2 separate regions of the Homo sapiens genome follow, and region 1 is linked to region 2. A link is a contact called in ENCODE Hi-C or POLR2A ChIA-PET data. All regions are on one chromosome and are shown on one strand. The core of a region is the stretch at or near the end of the contact, and the rest is flanking DNA. Distances in the headings are between cores, read along the strand shown.

Evidence for each region. Hi-C counts contacts between places; a loop is a spot of excess contacts on that map. ChIA-PET counts read pairs that join two places held with the same protein, here RNA polymerase II (POLR2A). Pooled maps may share reads with other maps.
Region 1: a map with no recorded cell type shows a loop between it and region 2 (20-fold over the local background). The contact joins two enhancer-like sites. A Hi-C loop is called at or near these places in 2 of 37 single-sample maps with no recorded cell type and 4 of 50 pooled maps. POLR2A ChIA-PET finds 5 or more read pairs at or near these places in 10 of 52 experiments (A673, AG04449, CD4-positive, alpha-beta T cell and 7 more).

The regions. Positions count from the first base shown.
Region 1 is chr11:64,376,232-64,382,722 of GRCh38, reverse strand. No RefSeq gene overlaps it. Among named protein-coding and RNA genes, the nearest start is that of MIR1237, 11 kb to the right of the region's middle. RefSeq lists an enhancer at 2,911-3,528. Within about 2 kb of position 3,605, at least 3 of the 41 ENCODE cell types and tissues checked have a DNase peak (open chromatin) inside an H3K27ac peak, as active enhancers do.
Region 2 is chr11:64,326,877-64,333,225 of GRCh38, reverse strand. LOC102723878 (a long non-coding RNA gene) reads left to right here. Exons shown (of 4, transcript NR_188518.1): 3 at 5,690-5,742. Among named protein-coding and RNA genes, the nearest start is that of CCDC88B, 10 kb to the left of the region's middle. RefSeq lists enhancers at 1,355-1,404, 1,670-2,192. Within about 2 kb of position 1,250, at least 19 of the 41 ENCODE cell types and tissues checked have a DNase peak (open chromatin) inside an H3K27ac peak, as active enhancers do.

The sequences.
Region 1 (6,491 bases), core at 2,356-4,855, 47 kb before region 2:
AACTCCCCTGGCTTCTATATGGAGGACCGTATGGAGGAGGGGTGGGAGATGCTGGGACATCGTTCGTAGGGAATCGTGGTGTCCAGAGAAGACATGATGGTGATTTGATGTGATGATCACGGGAAGGAGAAGAAGGGACGGTCTGCCAACATCCATCCCTTTCTCCACCTCCTCTGCATCGGGGGAGGGAGGTGAGGAGGGTAGGTGACAAGTCTGGCCAATGACACGGTCAGCAGTGATGTACATCACTTCCAGAATATCCCCACACTCTCCTTCACCCCCATCTCCCTGGGATGGTAATGCTCCCAGGGTAAGCCTGGGAGCCTCGGGCCAAGTCCCTAGAGCCTGGGTCCAAGAGCCCCTGGTTCCCTTTGCCCCACTGGGCTGCAGCAGGAGGGACCTACCACGCCTCTCTGCCCTGAGACAAAGACCAGTCCCCTCTCCAGTAAAAATCCTTATCTCTGGAGAAGGAAGCAGGATGAATGGGGAGGAATCTACAACCACTCCCACATTAATAATGTTCATGCATGCGTACATGCCTGATCGTTCTTTGAGCTCTTCATCTGTTTTTTTTTTTCTTTTTTCTCTATTTCCCCCTTTTCCTTAAACCACGGCCCATTCAAACAGGCAGTACTTGCCTTAGGCGAGGCAGGTGTTAGGTAAAAACACCTGTGGGTGCCGGGCACGGTGGCTCATGCCTGTCATCCCAGCACTTTGGGAGACCGAGGCGAGCGGATCACGAGGTCAGGAGATAGAGACCATCCTGGCCAACATGGTGAAACCTCGTCTCTACTAAAATACAAAAAGTTAGCCCGACATGGTGGTGTGCACCTGTAGTCCCAGCTATTCGGGAGGCTGAGGCAGGGGAATCGCTTGAACCCGGGAGGCAGAGGTCACAGTAAGCCGAGATCATGCCACTGCACTCCAGCCTGGCAACAGAGTGAGACACAGTAAAAAACAAACAAAAAAAAAAAACAAAAAAACTAAACAAACAAACAAAAAACACCGATGGGTCTTCTTAACTTTTGTCCTCCAAAATCCTTTGTCTTGGAGAAAAAAGGAGAGCCAGCCTTGGGCATCCTGAGAGCAGAGATTCCTGCCTCTACTCACAGCAGCCTGCCAAGAGAAAGCCTAGGCCCCAGGGAGGAACCGTGCTGGGGCCTCTCAAAAGGGGGCCCACTAGTGGCTCACCCAGGGTCTCCTGCCCTGAGCGCGCCATGGAAGGATCTTGTGGGCTTTAAGGACTGGAGTGTGGACGTGTCAGAAGTTCCTGTGTGCACCCATGATGGGGGCCCTCCTGGCCCCTACTTGCTGCTCTGGTCCCTCAGAGGTCTCTGCCGCTGTGACAGGACCCTGAGCAGGGTAGGAAGTTCACCAGGAAAATTGGAAGCTACTTTTTCTCTGCCAGTTCAGCCAAGGTCTTGATGTCAGAAACACTGCTGAGTGGTTAAAAACAAGTGGTGGGAGGCGGTGGCTTACACCTGCAATCCCAGCACTTTGGGAGGCCGAAGCGGGCAGATCACTTGAGGTCAGGAGTTTGAGACCAGCCTGGCCAACATAGTGAAAGCTCGTCTCTACTAAAAATACAAAAATTAGCTGGGTGTGGTGGTGCACACTTGTAATTCCAGCTACTTGAGAGGCTGAGGCAGGAGGATCACTTGAACCCAGGAGGCGGAGGTTACAGTGAGCTGAGATTGTGCCACTGCACTCCAGCCTAGGCAACAGAGTAAGACTCCATCTCAAAAAAAAAAAAAAAAGTGATTTTTCTTGCACACCTGAGTCAGTGCCCTGAGCTTCTTACACTTTACACAACAGTTATTAGGGATACCCTCCCCCAGTGACATCTGAGGGCAGCTGCGGAGGGCAGAGTCTTCCCCACAGCAGAGCCGGAGCACCCCTTCTGGGAAGGCTCAGCTTTGGGGAGGAAGGGCTTCCCTTTCCAAGCAGGCCAGGGACTCCCCACACACATCCCAGGCTGCGTCTGCCCTGGAGATGAAGTCACAAGCCAGCCTCAGGGTTACCTCCGGGCTCCAGTCCCCCCAGCCTAGTCCTGCGGTGCTTCTCCCCACAGCCCTTCTTTCCCCACTCACAGGCAAAGCAAGATCCCTGGAGATTCCAGTTCCCGCCTGGCCCTGGTTCTGTCACCGCTCCCCTGACAGCCCCTACATGCCCACAGCGTCAACCAGCACATCACTTCACGGCCAGCGGCCGCCCCGTGCCTGCCCGCGGCTCCCCTCTGCAGCCTCCAGGCCGGCCCCACCCAGTGCGGAGAGTCAGGCCTTCCTGGCCGGGTCTGAATCCCGCATCCCCCGGCTACAATACAGTCCCAGTAGGCAACAGGGTCCCCGTGGAGGGGAATCAACTGAAGAACGAAGTGTTTACTTCAGAGCTTCTACCACGGCGCTGTGTGCTTCCCTCAGAGAGCGACACACTCACACACACTCTCACACTCACGCTCACACACTCACACCCACATACACACACACGCTCACACCCGCACACGTTCACACGCTCACACCCACACACACGTTCAAACCCACACACTCACACGCGTTCACACCCACACACGTCCACACGCTCACACCCACACTCACACGCTCACACCCACGCGTTGACATGCTCACACACACACCCACACACACACGCTCACACCCACACACATGCTCACACATGTGCACTCACACTCAAACTGACACAGCCACACTGACACACACTAACACACATACATACACTCAACACATTGACACATTTACACACATACATACACTGACACACACTGACACATTCTTACACACATTCACACACTCATGCACACACACTGTCACATGCTTACAATCACAACATACTCAGGCTTTGTTCACACTCACACTTATATGTCCACACTGTCACACATGTTCACACATACACTCAAATCACACAAAACACACAGGCTTTGTTCACATACATTCATACACATTCACACTTACACATGCAAACACAATCCTCACAGCACACACCTGCATACACACCCACACACTTGTGCTTACACACACCCACACTCATCCACATTCTCACACTCACGTGCTCACATACACACTCCCATACACCCACACACTCGTGCACTCATGAGTTCGCACTCACATGCTCCCTAGCATCCTCATATTCACTCACACGTCTTCACACGCTCACATAGACACACAGGTGCTCACACACAATCTCACACTGACACACTTATTTACTCACATACGCACACATTCACATACACAAGAGTGTGCTCCCACGCCCATCCTGGCCGCTCCCAGGCAGCTACTGACACACGCCAGGTCGGTGGCGATTCACACTCCGTGCTGAGAGGTATTCAGAGGGTGGGGCGCCATCTGGTCCTCACTTTTCGTGGGGGCGGGGGTAGTGTTCAGAACACTTGGCTCTGGCTGATGCCGGAAGGGAAAGGCCGGTGGCCCAGGGAAGGGGGACCGGGAGCGAGGGAAGAGCATCGCTCTCTCTTTCCTGGACATGGGTCCCTTCCTGAGCAAGCCTGAACTGGCCTCAATTTTCCTGGGTTCTCTTAATAATTTTTTGGTAAACTGCCTTTTGTGGGGGAATCCCAGCGCGCCACGCACTTTGCCAAGCGTTTGGCCGTGCACCCGTCGGCAATTCCAGTGGCTGTTGTTCCATCCGCACTTCACTCTAGAGGCCACGGAGACTCAAGCCCAAGTGGTTTTGGTCACGACTGCACAGCTGGGAGAAGAGCCCTGGTATGAAGCCACTCGGCGGCTCAGTTCATGGTTCTGCAAAGCTTCCCCGACGCCCAGCTCTCCTGCCCTCAAGCATGCCCACTCCCTGGGGACCCTTCAGCACATCCCTGGAATCACTCTCTCCCTCCCCCATGCAGACTGTGTCCCCAGCCCATTCCCGCAGAGACAAAGGTCAGATCCACCACTTCTGTCCCTCGTCCCCTACTCATGGTCCACAACACCCTCCACCACCATCACGGGCCCAGCGGGCGACTGCAGGGCAGGAAAGGGAGAGCCTCCGCTCCTGCATCAGCCTCCAGGAGCTCCGCCAAGAAAAATGAGGGCAAGGACACACTCCGCTGGCGAGGCCTGCTATTTCATTTTAAAGGAGACAGTGCTTCCTGGATCTTGCTCGTGCTGCTGCAAGTCATATAAAATGATAGGATCTTTCTGAAGGGCAGTGTGATCACATATATCAAAGACCTTTAAAACGTGCATGCAGCGGCACATCCTTTAGCCTATTAACTTCACTTCTAGGAAACGTATCCTAAGGAAATATTTGGACAGGTGAGCAAAGACGTAGGTACAAGGATGTTCACTGCAGCACTGTTTAAAATAGCAAGGAGCTGTAGCCAAAAATAGAAACAATCTAAATAAATCATTGCATACCCATATAATGAAGCACCCTACAGCTACAAAGAATAATTGTAAAATATAGTCATTGACATAGAAAGATATTCACAATCTATTTTTGACTTTAGACAGGCTATAATAACCTATTTACATTTTGATGCCATTTTAACTAAAAATCTGTATCAATAAAGAAAATTCTAGGCCGGGCATGGTGGCTCACACCTGTAATCCCAAAACTTTGGGAGTCCGAGGTGGGAGGCTTGCTTGAGCCCAGGAGTTCGAGACCAGCCTGGACAACATAGTGAGACTCCATCTCTACAAAAAACAACAACAAAATCAAAAAATGAGGTGTGAGAATTGCTTCAGCCCAGGAGGTTGAAGCTGCAATGAACTATGATCATGTCACTGCACTCCCGCCTGGGTGACAGAGTGAGACCCTGCCTCAAAAAGAAAAAAAACAAAGAAAAACTTAGAAGTGAATGCATCAGACCAGGCGAAGTGGCTCATGCCTGTAAGTGGCACTTTGGGAGGCCAACACGGGTGGATCACCTGAGGTCAGGAGTTCGAGACCAGCCTGGCCAACGTGGTAAAACCCCGTCTCTACTAATAATACAAAAATTAGCCTGGTGGGATGTTGCGCACCTGTAATCCCAGCTACCTGGGAGGCTGAGACAGGAGAATCACTCGAACTTAGGAGTGGGAGGTTGCAGTGAGCTGAGATACCGCCACTGTACTCCAGCCTGGGTGTCACAGCAAGAATCTGTCTCAAAAAAAAAAAAAAAAAAAAAGAATTGAATGCATCAAAATATTAACTAACACAGTTTATCTATGGAGAGTAATGCCACGAGTGATTTTTTGAAATCTCCTTTGCATTTACTGATTTTTTCTTTTTTTTTTTTTTTGAGACGGAGTCTCGCTCTGTTGCCCAGGTTAGAGTGCAGTGGCGCAATCTCTGCTCACTGCAAGCTCCGCCTCCCAGGTTCACGCCATTCTCCTGCCTCAACCTCCTGAGTAGCTGGGACTACAGGAGCCCGCCACCACACCCAGCTAATTTTTTGTATTTTTAGTAGAGACAGGGTTTCACCGTGTTTGCCAGGATGATCTCGATCTCCTGACCTCTTGATCCGCCCACCTCGGCCTCCCAAAGTGCTGGGATTACAGGCGTGAGCCATCGTGCCCAGCCTCTTACTGATTTTTTCTAAAATTAACATTTAATTAATATGAATTTTTACTTATACATGCATATTATTATATAGTTGTTCGACTACACATAAATATTCCTGGAAAACTACACAAGAACACATTAGCTTCCTCTGGCAACAACAGAAGGTACGTGGCAGAGGGTCAGCATGTGGAAGAACATTTTTCACTATGTACTTTTATGGATCCTTTGAATTTTGAATCATATGAATTATATATATATATATTTTTTTTTTTTGAGACAAGCTCTCATCTCACTATGGTGTCCAGGTTAGTCTGGAACTCCTGAGCTCAAGGGATTCTCCCTCCTTGGCCTCCCACAGTGCTGGGATTATAGGAGAGAGCCACCCCACTCGGCCAAATTTATCGTCTTTCACAAATACAAATAGAAACTAAATTTAAGTTTTAAAACAAAATAAAAGATTTTTTTTTTTTTGAGATGGAATCTCGCTCTGTCGCCCAGGCTGGAGTGCAGTGGCGCCATCTCAGCTCACTGCAACCTCCACCTCCCGGGTTCAAGCGACTCCCCTCCCTCAGCCTCCCAGGTAGCTGGGATTACAGGCCTGCGCCACCACACCCGGCTAATTTTTATATTTTTAGTAGAGACGGGGTTTTGCCATGGCTGGGTTGGTCTCGAACTCCTGACCTCAAGTGATCTACCCGCCTCGGCCTCCCCAAGTGATGGAATTACAGGGATGAGCCACCGCACCTGGCCAAAAATAAAAGATTTAAGGGGTATCTTTGACATTTCACAAAGCCCATTTTTGTGCAGCAGTGACCGTGGAAGGAGACTGTTTATATCAGAGTCACAAACTCAAATGCCTAGAGGGCCAGAGGGATGAATGCAGGACAGAGCTGGTGTAACCACAGGGAGTGGTGGGGACTGCGGCAACCTGGAAAGCAGAGGCCCTGTCTGTGGCGGCAGCGTGATTCTGCTCCAGCTGA
Region 2 (6,349 bases), core at 1-2,500:
ACTGCTGCCCAGCATGGGGACCCCGGAGGTGGGCAAGAAGCTGAGAAAGACAGACAGACAGAGGGACAGCACAGTCAGCCTCTGTCTCCTCCCCAGGGAATCGGCTTCTCCATCCACACAGGCGGGGCTGGGAAGGACTCCATCTCCCAGTCCTCTTATAGGCTCTAATTTTGGGGGTTTTTTTGTTTTGTTTTATTTTGGTTTTTGAGATGGAGTTTCACTCTTGTCACCCAGGTTGGAGTGCAATGGCGCGATCTCAGCTCACTGCAACCTCCGCCTCCCAGGTTCAAGCGATTCTCCTGTCTCAGCCTCCGGAGTAGCTGGGATTACAGGCGTGCGCCACTACACCTGGCTAATTTTTGTATTTTTAGTAGAGACGGGGGTTTCACCACGTTGCAGGCTGGTCTGGAACCCCTGACCTCTCAGGTGATCCACCCGCTTCAGCCTCCCAAAGTGCTGGGATTACAGGTGTGAGCCACCACTCCCGGCCTGGGTTCGAATTTTTTAGCTAGCTCTGGTTCAGTCTCAAAGGCCAGAAGCAGGAGGGCTCTGGGGTTTGGGCGGAAGGGGAAGCCAAGGAGGCCAGGGCAGGTGGGGGCCCAGATCCAGCAAGAGCCCTGAGCCAACCAGAGCCAGGTCAGAGTGAGGCTTTCTCCCTGCTGCAGGCAGCCCCGGAGCTCCGCCTGGCACCCCAGCGGCCTGGCTGGGGCCCAGCTCTCTAAGCAGATAATTCAGGGCCCCAGTCTCAAAAAACAAAAAACAGCCTCCAAAGCCTTCTGGGCAGCTGACCCTCTGTTGCTAGATCTTCGGGGTCCCCCTCCTTCCCACCCAAGTGTCTGAGAAGGGGTCGTCTCCCCACCCACCACTTGAGGGTGAAATAGTGGAGGTGGAGTTAGCAGTAATGCCCAGGGGAGTGGTCCCAAAGAGCTACCCAGGTGGCAGGAGGCAGTGGGAAGCCAGAGCCAGGAAGGGTGGGGCCCAGGGCCATTTGCCCAGTGCCCGTCCAGGTGCCCCGTGACTCAGAGTGCAGCCTGCGCGGCCTGGGGTCCCGCTACTGTAGAGTGAGGCCCGGCCCAGCCCCCACTACCTGACACCAGGCCGGCTCTCCCTTCCTGTTCTCCCCGGGCACTCCCATGCTCCAGGGGGGCACTTGCTGTGCCTCACCCTGTGCCTCCAAGCCATGCTGGGGTGCAGGCACGAATCCTCCTCCAGGGGGCATCCACCCAGCACTGAAGGAGTCATTCAGAAACTGCCTGGCTCACGGCCATGCCGGGCTTAAAGCTCTCCAGTGGCTTCTCCCTGAGTTGACTCAGCAGCTCACCATGACCTTCAAGGCCGTGGAGAGGTGCCGCCTCACCACCCTGACCTCATCCTTCCTCCTCTCCTCCACTCTGGCCACGCTGGTTCCTCAATCGCTCTCCCCCACTCGGCACCTTTGCATCGCCGACCACTCAACTTGGAGCTCAACATGTCTGAGTCACACACTCCCCAACTCCCTACACACACACATTCACACATGCTCACACGCATGCACATTCACACATGCTTACACACATTCACACATGCTCACACACATTCACACACACACACGCACACACACACACACCCTTTCCCCTTATCCCATACTGGTCTCTCAAATGTCCCTTTCTCAGAAAAGTCCTTTCATGACCTGGCATGGTAGCTCACACCTGTAATCCCAGCACTTTGTGAGGCTGAGGCAAGAGGATTGCTTGAGCCCAGGGGTTCAAGACCAACTTGGACAACATGGTGAGACCTCATCTCTACAAAAAAATCCAAAAATTAGCCTCACATGATGGAGCACACCTGTCATCCCAGCAACAAGGGAGGCTGAGGCAGAAGGATCACTTGAGCCCAGGAGTTCAAGGCTACAGTGAGCTGTGATCACACCACTGCACTCCAGCCTGGGTGACAAAGTGAGACCCTGTCTCAAAAAACAAAAGAAAAGAAAAGTCCTTTCTCTTGTAAAGCAGCCCCCATCCTCCTCCCACAGCAGGGTTCCACTCCATGCACCCGGCACCTTCGCGTGCTTGCTTTGCCTGCTCCCCTGTCAAGTGGAAGCCATCATGGGCTCACCCATGACTGCAGTGCAGAGAGCGCAGTGCTGAGCCCACTGGGTCCATGAGAGCACCGATGTCCGCTGCCCACTGATCTCTGCTGGGCTCCATTCTAAGCACTTCCCACATCTCAATCACTTAATCCCCTCCTCAGCTGCAAAATACAGGAGCTGGCCGGGCGCGATGGCTCACACCTGTAATCCCACCACTTTGGGAGACCGAGGTGGGCAGATCACAAGGTCAGGAGATCAAGACCACGGTGAAATCCCGTCTCTACTAAAAATACAAAAAAAAAAAAAAATTAGCCGGGCACGGTGGCGGGCACCTGTAGTCCCAGCTACTCGGGAGGCTGAGGCAGGAGAACGGCGTGAACCCGGGAGATGGAGCTTGCAGTGAGCCGAGATTGCGCCACTGCACTCCAGCCTGGGCGACAGAGAGACTCCATCTAAAAAAAAAAAAAAAAAAATGCAGGATCTATTGGTTATCCCCACTTTACAATGAAAAAAATTGATGCCCAGAGAGGTTAAGTCACTTGCTTAAGGCCACACAGCCAGGAAGTGGCAGAGCCAAGATACTGAAGGCAGTTTTTTTTTTTTTTTATGTTTTTGAACAAATGAACTCTTATTTCAGAGGCCAGGAAAGTGCAGCTCAGAAGGGAATGGGGGCAAGTAGGGCAGCTGAGGCTGAAATCTCAGTCCTCCTCTGGCGCTAAGAGCTCGCAGTCTCCCAGCCCCACTCTACCCACAACCCCACCCCACCCTCCACCCCCTGCTCCCCGCCACCTCCTCCACTCCATTCCTTTGTATTTTGTTTTGTTTTGTTTTGTTTTGTTTTGTGTTTTTGGAGACAGAGTCTTGCTCTTACCCAGGCTGGAGTGCAGTGGCTCGATCTCAGCTCACTGCAACCTCTGCCTCCTGGGTTCAAGCAATTCTCCTGCCTCAGCCTCCCACATAGCTGGGATTACAGGCAAGCGCCACTACGACCGGCTAATTTTGTATTTTTAGTAGAGACAGGGTTTCTCCATGTTGGTCAGGCTGGTCTCGAACTCCCGACCTCAGGTGATCCACCCGCCTCGGCCTCCCAAAGTGCTGGGATTACAGGCGCGAGCCACTGCACCCGGCTCCACTCCACTCCTTGTTGCTGTCGGGTGGGACAGCAAGGCTGGAGCCCAGCATCCAATTAGGAAACAAGGTGGAAATCCAGGGCCAAGCCCCATGGCTGCCAGTTGCCCTCGTAATTAAAGACACACACATTAAAGACAGCTCCGAGGTGCCATTAAACATCCATTAAACTGGCAAAAAATAAATCCAAAAGGTAAAACTCAACTCTAGTTGGCAACTGCAGCAGAGAACACAGCACAGGTCACAGGTGGCTCAGAGGCAACAGCCCTCACACCTGGCTCCCTGTCCCTGCCCTGAATTGTTCCATGTGGGAACTGGGCCACACTGGTCAGCTTCATCAAAGATAGATTTGCCAAATTGGCATACAATTCACATGTCATAAAATTCACTCTCTAAAAGCGTACAAGTCAGCACGGTCTCAGAATTTCCTGAGACCAATAAAACCTCCGGAGCCCTTTGACCCAGCACTCCAGCGTTTGGGAATAAGCCCTGTAGAAGGAGCCCAAGAGGAAACAAAAATAGAAGTGTGTCCAAAGCTGGAAGCTGCCCCAGCCAAACACTGGAAACACCCAGCTCTCCACCAAGATAAACCACGCGAGCCACAGCTTGCGGGCAATATCCCATCTCCATCCTCACCACTGCTCAGCCCAGACCTCCCTCATCTTCCTGGCCTGCAGACCTTAGCAGTGGCTGTTCCCACCCCTGGAACACCCTTCCCACCTGGTACCTGATGCCTGCAGGGCCCATGCACGGCATATTCACTGCTGTATCCCCAGAGCCTCGCACAGTGCCTGGTGCAGAGATGATTTTCAGCAAAGAGGCACTGAAGGGAAGATACCTATGTGACTGTGAGGAGACACAGGTGAGCAAGTGGAACCTCTGAACACCTGATTGGGCCACTCATAATGACATGAGAATTGCAATGCTCAGAGGAGAAAAGCAGCTTCTTTTGGTGAGAAGTCACTGAGATTAAAGATCTGTCTTAGGGTCGGGCATAGTGTCTCATGCTTGTAATCCCAGCACTTTGGGAGGCCAAGGCAGGAGGATCACTTGAGCAGAGGAGTTTGAGACCAGACCAGGCAACACAGAGAGACTTTGTCTCTACCAAAAAAAATCAAAAATTATCTGAGCATGGTGGTTCATGCCTGTAGTCCCAGTTACTAGGGAGACTGAGGCAGGAAGATCACTTGAACCCAGGAGGTAGAGGCTGGTGGTGAGCCGAGATCGTGCCACTGCACTCCAGCCTGGGTGACAGAAGGAGACCCTGTCTCAAAAAAAAAAAAAAAAAAAAAAGGCCGGGAGGCCTTTGGGAGGCCAAGGCGGGCGGATCACGAGGTCAGGAGATCGAGACCATCCTGGCTAACACGGTGAAACCCCGTCTCTACTAAAAATACAAAAAATTAGCCGGGCATGGTGGCGGGCGCCTGTAGTCCCAGCTACTCAGGAGGCTGAGGCAGGAGAATGGCATGAACCCGGGACGCGGAGCTTGCAGTGAGCCGAGATTGTGCCAGAGCAAGACTCCATCTCAAAAAAAAAAAAAAAAAAGATCCGCCTGTGCCTTAGTGGTGATGGTTGCACAACTCGGTGAATATATTGAAAACAACCGACTTGTACACTTTAAAAAAAAAAAAGAGACAAGGTCTCATTATATTGCCCAGACTGGTCTCAAACTCCTGGACTCAAGTAAGCATCCCCCTTCACCCCCACAAAGTGCTGGGATTACAGGCATGAGCCACCATGTCTAGCCTTTGTACAATTTTACAGGCTGAATTTTATGATATGTGAATTGTATGTCAATTTGGCAAATCTATCTTTGATGAAGCCGAACCATGTGGCTCAGTTCCCGCAGAAACTAATTCAGGAAAGGGACAGGGAACCAGGAAAGAGGGCTGTTGTCCTCAGCAGTGAAACTGACTTGGGGCCCTGAAGGTTAGAGTGATCTGGGCAGGGGCATCCCAGCGGGGAACATTGTCTGGTAGATGCTGAAAGGGAAGAGATTGGAGGACCCACAATTGGGAATCAGGGTGACTTTGGTGACCAAGGTTGCAGGGAATGGGGACAGAGGCTTGGAGAGAAGTCACTGGGGAGATGAGGGGACCACACGTGGATCTGGGCCAGCTTCGTATTAACCATGCCCTTCCATGGCTGACAGGAAAGGCAGGGAAGTGGGCATCTCCTGGGAAGCATGGAACCTCAAAGGTCCCTCTTCTCAGAGGTGATCCCTGTGTGGCCACACTGCTTGCTGTCCACCCAATATCCTTTCTCTCTCTCTCCCTGACTAAAAAAACTCATAATTTTTAATTTAGACACATGGCACCCTGGAATGAAGTTGATACTTCTCAGCTTCCTTTGCAGCTAGTATGACCATGTGACTAAGTTCTGTCCAGTGAGATGTAAGTGGAAGGGATATATGACAGCTTCCAGAAAAAGCTTCTTGACAGACAGCTGGCATGGGCCTTTTATCTTCTGTTCTTCATTTCCTCCTTCCTGCAGGCTGGACGATGAATGTGATGGCTGGAACTCAAGCAGCCACAGTGGATCATAAGGTAAAGACGTGTTTAAAATGGCAGAGCAGCAAGACAGAAGGAATAATCACACAGCTAGCATACTAGCTCAACCTCTCTAGTGCATACCTGTGAGCTAAGCCTTTGTTTTTTTGTTGTTGTTGTGTTGTTTTGTTTTGAGATGGAGTTTTGCTCTTGTTGCCCAGACAATGGCACAATCTCGGCTCACTGCAATCTCCACCTCCCAGGTTCAAGCGATTCTCCTGCCTCAGCCTCCTGAGTAGCTGGGATTACAAGCATGCACCACCACGCCCTGCTAATTTTGTATTTTTAGTAGAGACGGGGTTTCTCCATGTTGGTCAGGCTGGGCTCGAACTCCGGACCTCAGGTGATCCGCTCACCTCTGCCTCCCAAAGTGCTGGGATTACAGGCGTGAGCTACCACGCCTGGCCTTCACTTCTTTACTCCTTCCCAAAACGTGTTAAGTATTATCTGTGTTTCCCACCCTGAGCAGGGCTCCTTACCTGTGTTAAGTAAAAAGACATGATTCCCAACTCCAGGAGTGCGAGTTGATGATACAAATATAATCACATGGCAGGCCAATATGCATGCTCGTTAACACCAAGAATCTGTGCCTTCGCATAGATGT